2 separate regions of the Homo sapiens genome follow, and region 2 is linked to region 1. A link is an interaction called in ENCODE POLR2A ChIA-PET data of the cell type or tissue named here. Cell type or tissue: endothelial cell of umbilical vein. All regions are shown on one strand. Links, peaks and the distances in the headings refer to the core of each region. The heading gives the core; the rest is flanking DNA.

What was found. ChIA-PET counts read pairs that join two places held together with the same protein. Peaks named below come from ENCODE experiments on the same cell type or tissue, not always from the same donor. Only the 100,000 strongest peaks of a DNase experiment are listed, where the experiment ranks them.
Region 2: POLR2A ChIA-PET joins it to region 1 with 5 read pairs; 2 of 35 experiments call an interaction of 5 or more read pairs at or near these places.

Annotation. Positions count from the first base shown.
Region 1 is chr1:94,331,971-94,339,268 of GRCh38, forward strand. ARHGAP29-AS1 (ARHGAP29 antisense RNA 1) reads left to right here. Exons shown (of 4, transcript XR_002958338.2): 3 at 1,339-1,439; 4 at 2,542-2,836. Among named protein-coding and RNA genes, the nearest start is that of ABCD3, 83 kb to the right of the region's middle. In endothelial cell of umbilical vein, for the core only: a CTCF peak has its summit at 4,088 (motif pointing left); a DNase peak (open chromatin) is centred at 4,051; H3K27ac peaks cover 975 bases.
Region 2 is chr1:93,984,624-93,991,921 of GRCh38, forward strand. No RefSeq gene overlaps it. Among named protein-coding and RNA genes, the nearest start is that of GCLM, 79 kb to the left of the region's middle. In endothelial cell of umbilical vein, for the core only: no CTCF peak of the experiment used is centred there; no DNase peak of the experiment used is centred there; H3K27me3 peaks cover 989 bases.

The sequences.
Region 1 (7,298 bases), core at 1,111-6,110:
AGGGAGACCTTGTCTCTAAAAATAAAAAAAGAAAAAAGAATTGAAGTCTGAATAAAAAAGAATGAGATTATGTCCTCTGCAGAAACATGGAGCTGGAAACCATCATCCTCAGCAAACTAATGCAGGAACAGAAAACCAATCCTACATGTTGTCACTTATAAGTAGGAGCTAAATGATGAGAACTCGGACACAAAGAAGGGAACAGCAGACACTGGGCCTGCCTGAGGGTGGATGGTGGGAGGAGGGAGAAGATAAAAAAAATTATTAAGGCCGGCTGCAGTGGCTAACGCCTGTAATCTCAGCACTTTGGGAGGCCGAGGCGGGCAGATCACAAGGTCAAGAGATTGAGACCATCCTGGCCAACATGGTGAAACCCTGTCTTTACTAAAAATACAAAAATTAGCTGGGCGTGGTGGTGCATGCCTGTAGTCCCAGCTACTCAGGAGGCTGAGGCAGGAGAATCGCTTAAACCTGGGAGGCAGAAGTTGCAGTGAGCCAAGATCATGTCACTGCACTTCAGCCTGGCGACAGAGGGAGACTCCGTCTCAAAAAAAAAAAAAAAATTATTATTGGGTACTAGGCTTAGTACCTGGGTGACAAAATAATCTGTACAACAAACCCCCATGTCATAAGTTTCCCTATATAACAAACCTGCACTTGTACCCCTTAACCTAAAATAAAAGTAAAAAAAAAAAAAAAAAGAATTGAAGGCTGAAAGCCAGAAGGGAAGTGAGAAAGAGGAGCTCAGGGCAGTGAAATGAAGTGGAAATGTTGTCAGGGAACTCTACATATAAGGGGTTAAGAGTGACCAGGTGAGTTTTAAACACAGGGATGTCCCATATTTGGTTTTAAGTTATTGGCTGTGCAGTGTTGTAATTGGATGTAACTCCCATCCTATATCAAATTATGTTTACATAATTAAGAGAGTCCACTAAAGTGATTTTTCCTGAGCAAAGAAAGTCTGCTCTGTGTTCTGATATACATTTTTAAGCACCTCTCACTCATCATCCAAAAGTGTCAGCTGGGTTCCACCTACTAATGACCAGTTATTCTATGAGATGATCTGAAAGATTATAGAATGGCTAATAAAGGGAGTAGCAAAAGCCTGTCACACAATGAATACTTGAAGAGCTACCAGGCGTCTGTTTGACAGAGGGGATTGCCCTGCATGGCCATGAGATGTGCGTGACTCACCCTGGAGAGGGGAGCTCCTGTACAAATTGACCATTCATGGTCTTAGTTCTGAACTGCCTTTCTGGACCCTTCTTTCTGTTTCTCCTCTACTTTTGATGCTCTGAGCTAGCAAGTTTGATGTCCTTCTTCTGTTCCCTATTCTAGGTCTGGGCTTGATGTTCACCGATTTTCCCTCAGCTCCGACTGTGGCTCCTCTCAGCTGACTCTGACCCTGCTCTCAGCCGGGCTGCATCTGCCCATCTCAGGTAAACATGGCTGAGCCTAGGTAAACTGTGGGACCTCTCAGCTGGAGCTCCACTCCTGTGCGTGGAACACCTGGCTGGTTTGGCAATTGAATTAGACACTGGGAAGGCATGAGCTGACATCGCTCTTCCTTCAAATATTTGGAAGGGGCAGTTTCCTTATTCACTACGGCCTCGAAGCAGAGAATGAGGAATACTGGGGCACTAAAAGGACTGAGTGTAACTTAAAACAAAAAGGCGCTCGACAGCAGCCAGAGCTACCACAGCTGTCATTTTGTCCTCACTGAAAGGGCTCCAGCAAAGGCTGGATAACCATCAAGTGGCAACACTCTGGGAACGTTTGCAAAGGGAGCCACGCATCCTACAGATAATTTTACCAGCAGGTTTGCAGGTTCCTTCAGCACTGAGCTTCTCAGATTCTAAACTTTTATACTTCTTTGAGTTAAAAAAAAAAAAAAAGTCAGATGCAGCTGGGCGCGGTGCCTCACGCCTGTAATTCCAGGACTTTGGGAGGCCAAGGCAGGCGGATCACCTGAGGTCAGGAGTTCGAGACCAGCCTGACCAATATGGTGAAACCTCGTCTCTACTAAAAATACAAAAATTAGCTGGGCATGGTGGGGTGCACCTTTAATCCCAGCTACTTGGGAGGCTGAGACAGGAGAATTGCTTGAACCCGGGAGGCGGAGGTTGCAGTGATGAGATCATCCCACTGCACTCCAGCCTGGGCGACAGAGCAAGACTCCCTCTAAAAAAAAAAAAAAAGTCAGATGCTTGACTAGAAGGGACAACTCGGAGTGAGAACTGGAGGGTCATTCGTGTGTGGTTGTTGCCAAGGAGGAAATTAAAAACTGAGAAACAGGAGAGTTAAAATCTAAGTTGGGAGAGGGGAACCTCAGATCCCTTCTGAGGATATAGTTAAACTGTCTGTGTTTTCTGTGCCAAACAGAGCAGCTTAGACCTAAAGAATGTCAGCAATTTTCATCCTCCCACACAGCTACTTTATAATAATTAGTTTTACTACTTTTTTTCACAAGCTATTACTTTAATTATTTTAATTAAGTTGTTCATGCACTTGCGTTGCTTACAAGCACTTTTCTTTTTATAGCACATCAATAAACAGCAGAGGGAAACTACCACCTTGGAAGGAGCCAGGCAGTTTCTGCTGGGTAGGCCGCAGCCTGGAACATGGAAGTAGCTTCTTCCATCCTACACTGGAAACCACCCAGCATCCCGGGCCCTCCAGAGAAGAGCCAGACTCCCTTCCCTGGGAAGAGACTATAGTCCTATCTGTATCCTCCGTGGTCATTGCCCCTCAGTCACAGCAATGAAGAGCAAATTACCTGTTTTCTGTATGTTCCTCTGACAACAACTGCCACAGAGTAAATATGAAAGGTTCTGGATGATTCCTTGTCAGCTTTTATTAAAATTCCACATACTTGGCATTTCTTAGCTATCTGGGTTGACTCCTGGTTCCACCCCTTACTAGTTGCGTGACCTTGAAAAAGTGACTTACCTTCTCACATTCTCAGTTTCCATATCTGTCAAGTGTAGGTAAAAGCACCAAACTGGTAGAGTTATTTTGAGAATTATATGAGTTCTGAGTGAGAGGGTGCTAAGACCTTGCTGGTTAGAGTGGTTTTTCAATCCTGATCACCTCCTTCTCCCTCTTAGCTTCTTTTCTCCTCCCCCTCCTGCTTCTAGTCTAGGCTTCTGGCAATTTTGACGTAACAAAAGTGGGATTCCTTCATTCCTGACTTCAGAGCTTTTCCTTACTTCAGTATTGCATGATAATTCTCAAGCCTGTTCTTTACATAAATACAAAAAGGAGAAAGTGAAATAGTAGAGGAACCGACCGATTTGAAGGAGCTGCCACTATTTGATTCCTCCTGTTAGGACATCTGAATGACCCCAAGTTCCTGTTCTTGAGGCTGTTGTATCATATTCTTAAAAGCTATGCATGCATTCTGCTTTGAATGTGTCCCTCAGCCTCATTCTTCTCCACTTGCTGGGGGCCATCCCGCCCCACGGGAAGGTAAGTTCAGGCTCAGAAGGAAAGACACGACAAAAAAATCTTGCTTTTATTTTTGTTGTCTAAAATCATGTTTCATGCTCTTCTTTGAATAAAATCCAGGACTCCAGAGATGACCTGTTACTTTTCTTTCAGCAAGTCTCTAATTTGCCGAGGAGTAAACTTGTAATGAAAAGAAACCAGAACTCCCCAAGGTAGCTCCCCCTCACAGTCATTCCTCAAGGCAGGGGATCTTTAGAGCAGACCTCAAGAACTCCATCCTTTCTGTGAAATAGGGCTGCTAACTCAACACCTGTTAAGTATGATTTTTTAAAATATATTTTTTGTTAAAACTTTGATTAATAGAGACAGAAACTTTCACTCCAAAACCTTTGCTATGATTAGATCTAGAACAGAGACTATTTGGTCTACGTTTGAACTGAAAAGTTTGCCCTTGACCTCGTGAATTGTATTGTTCTAATTAAAGTGATAACTGCAGTATTAGCTTTTATATAATTCCAATAACCAAATCGAGACTGCCCATTTAGGTTTTCAAAAGGAATCTGTTAGCACCATCTTGTGACTATTTTGGTACCGCTTAAAGAACAAAATTTTCAGCCTGAGGCTTGCTTGTGTTCAAAAAGGCGTCTTCTCGCGCCCTCTTGTGATGTGTTACAAAACTGGGAGAAACAACAGATACAGGATAACGCCTGTGGTTCCAGGAATTGCTCTTCCTGCTATCATAGCTATTAGTGATTCTTTGAAAAATCACGGCTATTAATAAAAATCACTTCTATTAATTTTGCTTGTAAGTTAATAAAGCAAATTACAAAGCAAATATATGTAATTTGCTTTATTAATTTACAAATATAAAGTAATATGAGAAATAACAATAAAGTCTCATTGTAACCTCAAAAATGGAAATCAAGGTAGGAGGCTGAGGAGGGTGGATCACGAGGTCAGGGGTTCGAGACCAGCCTGGCCAACACGGTGAAACCGTCTCTACTAAAGATACCAAAAATTAGCCGGGCGTGGTGGCACGCTCTTACTTAGGAGGCTGAGGCAGGAAAATCGCCTGAACCCGGGAGGTGGAGGTTGCTGTGAGCTGAGATTGTGGCGCCACTACACTCCAGCCTGGGCAACAGGGTGAGACTCTGTCTCAGAAAAAAAAAAAAAAAAAACCCACAAAAAGTTAAAGCTGGCCAGCCAAAGAAAACATAAACTATACTTATGCTATTTCCTCACAGCAGCAGCACTTTGGTTCGTAAATGGAAGTGCCCGCCATCTTGGTAACTAAGCTTTCTACACACTAGGTGCTGCTCTAATTTTGTCACATGTGCATTCGCACCACAAAGAGGTAAGCCCTTTACCATAATCCTCATTTCCCAAAGAGAAAACTGAAGCACAGAGAGGGAACTGCCAAGGGCCAGTGACTGGTCAGTGACAGAGCTGGCGGGTGAAGCTGGGACTGAAGGCCAGCCACTGCAGGGGCCGAGGGAGAGCTTTCCCCTTGTTTCTCTGAAGGTTCTCTGAAGAAATCAACTAGCAAAAAGCAGGTTAATTGGAAAAAAGGCATACACATCTATTTAACATGTATATATGGGCGCCTTCAGAATGAAGACTCAAAGATAAAAGAGAAATTGTCCATTTTTATGCTTAGGTACACCACAGTATGGACAGCCATGTAGAAATATGACTGGATGAAAAGAGTATGATCCAATGCTAATAGACTGAATGGGGACGCCCAGCAAAGCCTGTCTGTCTGGATTCTTCTTGGCCTCCTGAGCACCATTCCTTCCTTCTGGGTATGGGGCAGGACCCTGTCTGGAATGGGGGGGGCGGTTATACGACTCATAGTCAAACAAGGTGGGTCAGATAATTTCTTTATAGCCTGTTTTTATGCAGAAAAGTGGAGGGAAAATTAAAGTAGTATTTTTCAGTTTTATGACTAGCTTTGGGGAGAAAAGATTCTGGTTTCTATGACCTGCCTTGGGGGCAGAGGGATTCTAGTTTCTATGACTAGCCTAGGGCAAGTATGGCACTGATAGGGCGGAAGGGCAGAGAAACGGTTTTGCTTCTAAGGGTGCTTCCAAGGCCTTCATTTTGAGGCATTGATTTCTGAGCCCCAACACACCCCTACTTCACACTACCCACGACTGTGACTTTGGGCAGGATTTTAGTGTCTATTGCCACCTGCTTTTAACCTTCATTGTTCTCCTAGCCCTTTAGCAATGTCATCTAAGCACTTGGTAAACGGTGGTGTGAGTCCTGAAAAAAGCACCTGAAAAACCTCGCATTGGAAGTGGACTTTAGGTGTGATACAATTTGAAGTGCAATATAAGAGATATTGATAAAATCTCATTTTAACCTCTAAAATGGAAACAAAGAATATCCTTCCCATTTTTGGCCGGGCGCGTTGGCTCACACCTGTAATCCTAGCACTTTAGGAGGCCAAGGTGGGTGGATCACAAGGTCAAGAGATCGAGACCATCCTGGCCAACATGGTGAAACCCCGTTTCTACTAAAAACACAAAAATTAGCCGGGCATGGTGGCACGCACCTGTAGTCCTAGCTACTTGGGAGGCTGAGGCAAGAGAATTGCTTGAACCCAGGAGGTGGAGGTTGCAGTGAGCCAAGATCACACCACTGCACTCCAGCCTTGTGACAGAGTGAGACTCCATCTCAGAAAGAAAAAAGAAAGAAAGAAAAGAAAAGGAAATCCTTCCCATTTTTTTACATTTGTTAAAACCACAAAATCTTAAAGCTGGCCAGCCAGGCAGTTGCCATATCTGTGCTGTACATTTAGGAGAAACTTGCAGGCTTTCTCAACCTTGGCACTATTGACATTTTGGCCTTCAGAATTCTGTGGTGTGGGGAGCGGTCCTGTGCATTGCAGGGTGTTCAGCAGCATCCCTGGTGTCTATCCAGTCAGTGCCGGTAGCACCCCTCCAGTCATCACAAACAAAAATGTCTCCAGACATTGCCAGATGGCTGGGGATGGGGCAAAGGAGAGGCCCCAAATTCTCCTAGGTTGAGATGGAACATACTATGAGAGAGTTGAGAAAAGGTAAAAATTAAAGTAGCATTATAGCCGGTATAATGTTAATATCTCCAAGTTGCCCTAAGGCAGAGAAGGAATTGGAAACATGAAACATTGCCATTGGCTTGGCTGAAAGGTCATTTCCCAGAAAAGTACCATGAAACTACCATGTTATATGTCATGCAGGCTAAGTATGCAGCCCTTATGTTGATTCCTCTGGAAAAAACGATCTTGAGTGTGTAAGATTTTCATGATTGCATTGTGTGATCGCATCATAAAATGTGCTATGTTTTCAGAAAATTTGAAAGACTTACTCTCATGATTTCTTGACCTTCAGGTTATCTGTGGGCTCAGAATTTGAACTTAATTTATTATCTCACTTAGTTTTCTCTGAACCCTTCTTCATGGGCTCTTCTTGGTTAATAGTTACAATTCCTCCTCATATTTGGTATTAGCTCAAAGATTTAAATATCCTCCTTCCACATACAGAATCTTCTAAGAGTTTTCAAGTACAGCCTCACCTCTTCCACCAATATCTATGAATGTCTCAATACCCTAATTTAAATATTTCACAATTTCACCCCTTTTCATTACCATTTTTTACCTGTTCCTGTTTTTCATTATCAATATTTCATTCAGCACTCATTTGATAATCACCTATTTATATTATAAGAACTTAATATAAATTAATATTTATATATATTTATATTAAGAGCCAGGGATACAAAAAGCATTAAGCTGGTCCCTAAGGAGCCCACCTGCAGTCTGGTACAGAAGAGGAGAACAGAGAAAAACAGGCATTTGCCAGGCAAAG
Region 2 (7,298 bases), core at 1,539-6,538, 350 kb before region 1:
TCTGCAGTCTGTCTTTATTTTTTAGAGTGTGTTTTGTTTTGTGTATGTTTTTCATTTTAATGTGCTCAAATTGATGAATCTTTTCCCCTACGGAGTGTGCGCGTGTGTGTGTGTGCGTCTGTGTATGTGTGTGCGCACATGCGCATGTTTTGTTATGTGTCTTTGGAGAGGCTGTATGGAGTAGTGAGTAAGAATATAAGCTCTGGAGCCAGACCATGTGGGTTTAAATCCCAGCCCCACGGCTTACTGTGCAGTTTCGGTCAAGTTTACCTCTTTGGGTTTCCATCCATTTATCTGTCGAATGGAGATAATTACAGTTCCTGCTTATTAGGTAGTTGTAAGGATTATGTAATTAAATATATAAAGTGCTTAAAACAGTCCCTGGCACATAGTTGACTCATTAGTGCCATGAGTCCCTGGCACTCATTAAGTGTTAGCAACCAACATTATTAAGAAAACTTTTCTTAACACAATGAAAACAGTATCTTATGTTTTCTTCTAAGGATTTTCCACTTTGGTTTTTCAAAAGTGGTCTTGGGTACTCTTCTTTTCCCTCTTCTGTTTCCTTTCTTTCTGAGTAAATCATTCTTTTTTTTTTTTTTTTTTTTTTTGATACGGAGTCTCGCTCTGTTGCCCAGGCTAGAGTGCAGTGCCCTGATCTTGGCTCACTGCAAGCTCCACCTCCTGGGTTCACGCCATTCTCCTGCCTCAGCCTCCCAAGTAGCTGGGGCTACAGGTGCCCGCCACCACACCTGGCTAATTTTTTGTATTTTTAGTAGAGACGGGGTTTCACTGTGTTAGCCAGGATGGTCTTGATCTCCTGACCTTGTGATCCACCCGCCTAGGCCTCCCAAAGTGCTGGGATTACAGGCGTGAGCCTCCATGCCCGGCCGAGTAAATCATTCTTAAGGCTCTTAGGTGTTAGGGAGCCGGGTAGGTGCCCAGGTAGGGCTGAGGGGAGCCTCAGGGGCTGTGAGCAGGTGTAAGAGCCCAGGCGAGGCAAGGAGGGCGTCTGTGTAGGAAGGTGGCCTGGTGTGGAAACCAGACCCCAGGCAGGGTGAGGAGGGTATCTATGTGCTGGAGTGGCCCAGGGTGGGGAGTCAGAGCCTGAGCAGGGGGGGAAGTGTGGGTGTCAGAACCCCGGTAGTGTCAGGTGAGATTCTTGTTGGGGAAGGTAGGCAGGAGGACAATGGTGGAGATGGGAGATGTGTTATATCCAGAGGGATCGATCATATAAGTAAATGTGTGTATAAATATCTTAAAGATATTGGGAGCCAATTTTTAAGGGAAGGGAGCTGAAAATGTGGAAAGAAAAAAATGAAAGTAAATGCTGTGATGTATTGGAATTGGAGGTATCAGCATAACCTCACGATTGTTGATGTATACATTAATATATAGAGAAATAAATATAGATATGACTGTATATATATCTATTCTCTATCTATACATATGTACATACATACATACATACATATTCTCTAATTGTCCACTAAGAGAGCCTAGATGTTGGCTTCTGAATAGTATTTTCCCTAAAAAGAACCAGGGCCCTTGGGGAAATGGGTGATTCCAGATTGGGAAATGGCAAGATAAACCTGGAATATCTTGTTGTGCCAGAAAGCAGGTAAGTGCTCAAAGAATGATGTGAAACACATCAAAAGGACACAAGAGCCATTTGATGGATTTCTACTAGCTAAATAAGAGACAAATTGGACATTAAGTTAAATAGTAAAGAATTAAACCCATTGAATAAAATAGGAAGCCATGAATTCATAAATACGTATAAATAAATAAAATTCTTGTTAATTACAAAGGAAAAGAGAATCATCTTATGGAAGCCTGCAGACACCTCCGTAATCAAGTGATTAAAGTGAACATCATTAGTAATGGGTCAAATTGAAATTGCACGCCATCTAATAGGATGCAATGAAATGAAAGAACACAGTATCGCTTCTGAGATATTCCTGCCAAAGATACATAACATAAATCTCATTATGAGGAAACATCAAACATGCCCACATTGAAGAACACTAAAAAATAACTGACCTGTCATCGTTAAAAGACTGAGGAGCTGTTCCAAACTAAAGGAGATCAAAAAGACCTGTCAACTCAATGCAACATGTGATTCTGAACTGGATCCTTTTGCTATAAAGGAGGAGGTTATTGGGATAATTGTTGAGACTTGAATGGGGTCTGAGGATTAGATGGTAGTGATGTTAATTTACTGCTGTTGGTGGTTGTATTGTGATCATGCAGGAGAATGCACTTGTTTGTAGGAAATATACAAACTATACAAACTATGAGGCTTCAGGTTGGCAGTTTTTTGTCAAATGATTGAAGAGAAAATTCTATTATACTTGCAACTTTCTTGTAAATTTGTGATTGTTTCACAATTTAAAAATTATTACATAAAAATGACTTCTTATTTTTTAAAAAGAATACTTTAATCCACTTGGAGTTTATCTTTGTGTATGCTGTGAGATAGAACTAACTTAATTTTTTAAATACTTTCATGTAGATAACTAGTTGTTAACACTGAATACAAATTTGAAAAGTGATATTCTAGGGAGGGGGGAGAGAATAATTAAAGACAAGGACAGGAAAATGAGGGTTGAATTTAGGGGTTTTGTTTGGCTAGACTGTAGCTCATATGTGGACTGGCAAGGGGTCAATCTGGAAGGGTAAGTTGGGGCCAAATCATAAAAGGCCTTTAATGTCAAAGTGAGGATTTTGCACTTAACTCTGCAGTTTATAGGAACCATTGAGAACTTAAGTGAATGATCCTTTTGGGAAGACTTCCCTACTCCTCCCACTTCCTGCTAGTTGAGTGTGCTTCTTTTGGGCTCCTATAATTCATTCATTCATGTTTTCTCAATCTCTCTCTCCTCCTCTTTCCTTCTCCTTCTCCCATCCCCTCTCCCTCCCTTTCCCTACTAAATTGACCTCATCTATTTCTGAGACAACTTCCCAACCAGAGTGGTGTTGGGGACTTTTATTGTATGTGGCAGTTAGCACAGTGCCTGGCTAATAGTAAGTGTTCAATCGTGGTTACCAAACAGACCTCAGGAAATGAATTTTAAGAAGCAGAGTAGTATCAGTGGATGTGGGAGAGGCGAGGCCAGGCCAGGCTTGGAGCTGGAACATCACCCAGGCAGGAAGTAATAAAGGCCTCTATCAGAGAAAGGACAGTGATAAAAGAAAGGCAAAAGGGGTATTTGGGAATGACCTTGTGGTGTTGGAAGCTGTATTTTGGCAAGTGGTAGAATACAGGGGGTGAAGAAGGTGGAAGAGAAGGAATCTGAGGGTTTTTTTTAAGTCTCTTAGGACAGGAGAAGAGTCATGCCTACAATTGAAACAGGAAAATTAATCAGTTCAGGATCTCAGAAAGTGAGGACAATTAAAATAACAAAAAGTGTAACATTACCTTATAATTGCTTACCATCCTGTAGTTTTCAAAGTTCATCATCTACACCTTTATAGTGATAAATACCATTGAACACTCCAAAATAGGGAATCCTCTCCAAAGTGGGGACTACGAATACATTGGGACTTCCTGGCTCTTCCCTGACATTTTTGCCCAAGAGCCCACATTTTAAAAGTGATCAACCTACTGACCTTGCTATTTTGTTTCTATAGAGCTCCCTAGACATTTAGCTGAGGGAACAATTATGAATGTTTGGAGTTGAGCCCTCAGGCTCCTGCTGGTTTAGGTGGGACTTGATGCTGTACCTATAAGACATCTTGTTACATGAAGTGGGGCTGATGGGGGAAGCAGGTAAAAACCCAGGCTTATTACACCTTCCTGCAGGCTGGCTGCTGTCAGCTGTTGATTTAGTTCAACGAAGATCTAAAATCACAGTTTCTGAGCTTAAAATTGTCCCCATTCTCTGACCTTCAACTTATCTTTCAACATCTGCTGTCCCAGCTAAACTGGAGTTACTTGCAGTTCCTACTATAAAACAGAAAATGGAACAAGTGGCAATGGGTGTGGGGGGGGGGGGGTCCTTAAAAGGCACCTGAAGCTGTGTCTGATGTCCCTTAACATTAATCTGTTTACTTGCTAGAACAGGGGTGGGCACAGTATGGCTTGTGAGCCAAACCCAGCTTTGCCCATTCCTTACATGTTGTCTATAGCTGCTTCCGTGAACCACAGCCAAGTTGAGTAGTTGCAACCAGAGGCTGTATGACTTGCAAAGTCTGAAATAGTCACTGTCCAGCCCTTTACAGAAAAAAAAAATGTGCTGACTGATGCATTAGGATGTTAACACCGTGAAAGCAGAGGCTGTGTCTTGTTCTCTGCTTTGTCCCCAGAATATGGAGTAGTGGATGCTTTTTTACCTTCTTCTGCAATGTTTCCTCTCTCCTCTCCTTTCCCCCTTCCTCTTTTGCTTTTTGGCAACTGTTAGAGGATGAATGTGGCAATCAGTATTGTTCAGGACCAAAGAGGCTGCCTAGCTCTGCTGGAAAACAAGAATTGCACCAGGGCTAGGCTGTGTGCCTGGAATGCCGTCTGACCAGGTGCTGTGCAGTGTCTTATGGATGAAATGTGCCCCCTGAAACTCACCATGACTCAAGACTGTGGGATTTGGCTACAATAATCTGTGGTCTCTTATGAAATGTACTAAAGTATAAAACCAAGAAGGCTTGGGTCTGGGCAAAGCATGTCTTATGGGATGTGCACATCTGAGCCTGGACATCAGGCAGCTGCTCAGGAAGCTGAGTGTGTGTCATGGTGAGCTGCAGGAAGGGCCCTGAGTAGAGTGCCTTGGGGGGTCCTCATGCCATTTATGTCTCAATACTTAAAGTTACAAACGAAGCTAACAAACTGCTAAATAACCACCTTCATAATGACCTGGGTTCAAATGTCAGCTTCTTGGCATCCTTGGAGTTCCACACTGGCCTGTGGTGGTGCACAGCCCACTGCCCCATGGCTCGCTCCCCTTTTCTTCTTTCCCCTGTTTTCCCAAGTGGCCTCGTGTGCCATGGATGGACACTAGCCTGCACGATCCGGGACCAGCCTTGACTCAGCTCACACAGGCCCTAGAAGTGAGCTTTAGATCATTTGGACAGGGAATTGCAGAGGAGTTCTGGGTCCAGTGGGCATGCCCCCTGGGACCTGTGGATGCTTAGCCCTGGGAGAATGCAGCCACTTAAGGAGGACGGCAGTGGAGCGGGGCTGCAGGGAAGGCTGGATGGCCTGCCAAGCCATTGAATTTTTCTGGAATGTGCTTTTCATTTTCTATGAAAACAGTGCAAACAAAACAATCCCACAAAGGCTTAATTTGTGAATACTGAGGTATTTTCCAACTCTACAAGCCTATGGCTTTATGAATCTGAAAATTCCAGTACCTATGCTTTCCCCAACTTGATGATCGCCTTGGACAAAATGTGGAGCAATCCTTCCTTGTTGTCATCAGGAGTCATGAACTGTTAAGCTCGGGGCACCTGCTCAGGCATTGAAATGCTGCATTGAGGAAACCAAGCCCCAGGTGGCCGGAGTCCATGGGCTGAGTCCTTCTGGTGCCTGAAACAGCTACCCCACAAGGGTGAGGCTGCTGTATTTCTAGAGGAAGAGCTCCTCCCTTGCCCCATAGTCCCCGCAGGCCGGCTGGGGCAGAACTTCCTCCTCACTGGCCACAGTGAAGGTGCCCAGGATGTCACAGAGACCCTGTGCCCCAAGCCCAGAGCTTTGCCGATGGGTTCTCTGCCCCACTTTTCTCTTCCTGTCTCTTCAGGAGAGCTAGAGTGGGCTTTTCACTCAGCTTGAAAGAGATTTCTCTTTTTATCCCAGCTATTCCAAAATCTTGAGCTCCCCAAAGAACTGGAAACTTAGAAATTCTGGCAGCACATCATATGCCTGTAGCTTCTCTTGAGTGGCCATGTTTTCTGAACTGACTCTCTCCATTTCCTCCTCCTTTTCCTCCATTTCCTCAATAATTTCCCTTATTAACAGACTGAGGCATCTTTCAGTAGAGTCACACATTCTCAGGAGATCTGGGCCAAGCTTCCAGCTTCAGCCCTCCTCAAACCCAAGCAAGCTGTGGCTTTGCCACCTCCTCCTTGCTTTGTGGCTGTTTGTTTGTTTGTTTGTTTGTTTTGACAGAGTCTCACTCTGTTGCCAGGCTGCAGTGCAGTGGCACGATCTCAGCTCACTGTGACCTCTGCCTCTCGGGTTCAAGCAATTCTCCTGCCTCAGCCTCCTGAGTAGCTGGGATTACAGGCACCCACCACCACGCCTGGCTAATTTTCTTTCTTTCTTTTTTTTTTTTTTGTATTTTAATAGAGACGGGCTTTCACCACATTGGCCAGCTGGTCTCGAACTCCTGAGCTCAGGCAATCCGCCCGCCTCGGCCTCCCAAAGTGCTAGGATTAGACGTGAGCCACCACACCCGGCCTGTGGCTGTTTTTAAAGCACGGCATCCTCCTGCTCCACTTGCCCTTTGCTGCTTTTTGGAGGCATCATTTTCTTGGACCCACTTCTTTTCTGTCTATTTTTCTTGCTGAGTTTTCATAGTTTGCTGGGTTTTCAGTTTGGTGGGTATTAGTTGAACATTTTCTGTGTGCCAGGAGCTGGAAAAAACAGGATGAAAAGACACAGACCTCAGGTGTAGTGGAGACAAAAGGTAAACTGAGATTTTTCCTTAAGGGGGTGTGCAGATTTTACCTGCATCGACTCTTCCCAGTTCATGATGCCTTTCCGAAACCCTCACAGCCAAACAGAATGGCTGCTAAACCACCTCCCCTACATAGTCTTTTTTTAGTTTTCTTTTCCTAAGCAGCCCCGAAGAGTGTAGTCTTCTTTCCTGTGATATTGCAGTTGCTAATTTAAATTATGAAACCAGCCAGGGTGCAGCAGTGTGATGCAAGCAGTGTGCTGGGCTTTCCCAACCTCTATCCTAGCCCTAGCTAAAATGGTCTTACAGTTTTGGTCCTTGGTAACTTAAAAGAAAAAGTCAACACCAGATGAAGCTGCGGGGTTACCAAAGTAGTTTTATAGTCTCTATGGGCAGTTGTTTGCCTAGCATCTAGAAGGTGCAAAGTGGCAAGCCAGGAGGTGTGCAGGACTTAAAGTTGTGTAGCCCTTGCCCTCTGTCTGCCTCTAAACAAGCACAGCTGAAACAAAAATTTTAGCACCTTGTGCTCACTTTCTTTCTCATCCTCTTCTCAGCAACAGTTCCTGGGCCTCAGCATCTCTCCCCTTTTCCTCTTGCCTCACCCCGACTCTGGAGTCTATCCTCAGTATAATGAAAGCATGTTTACGACGAAGCCCATCTCTAGGTCATGGAGGGGAGACTGCCCTG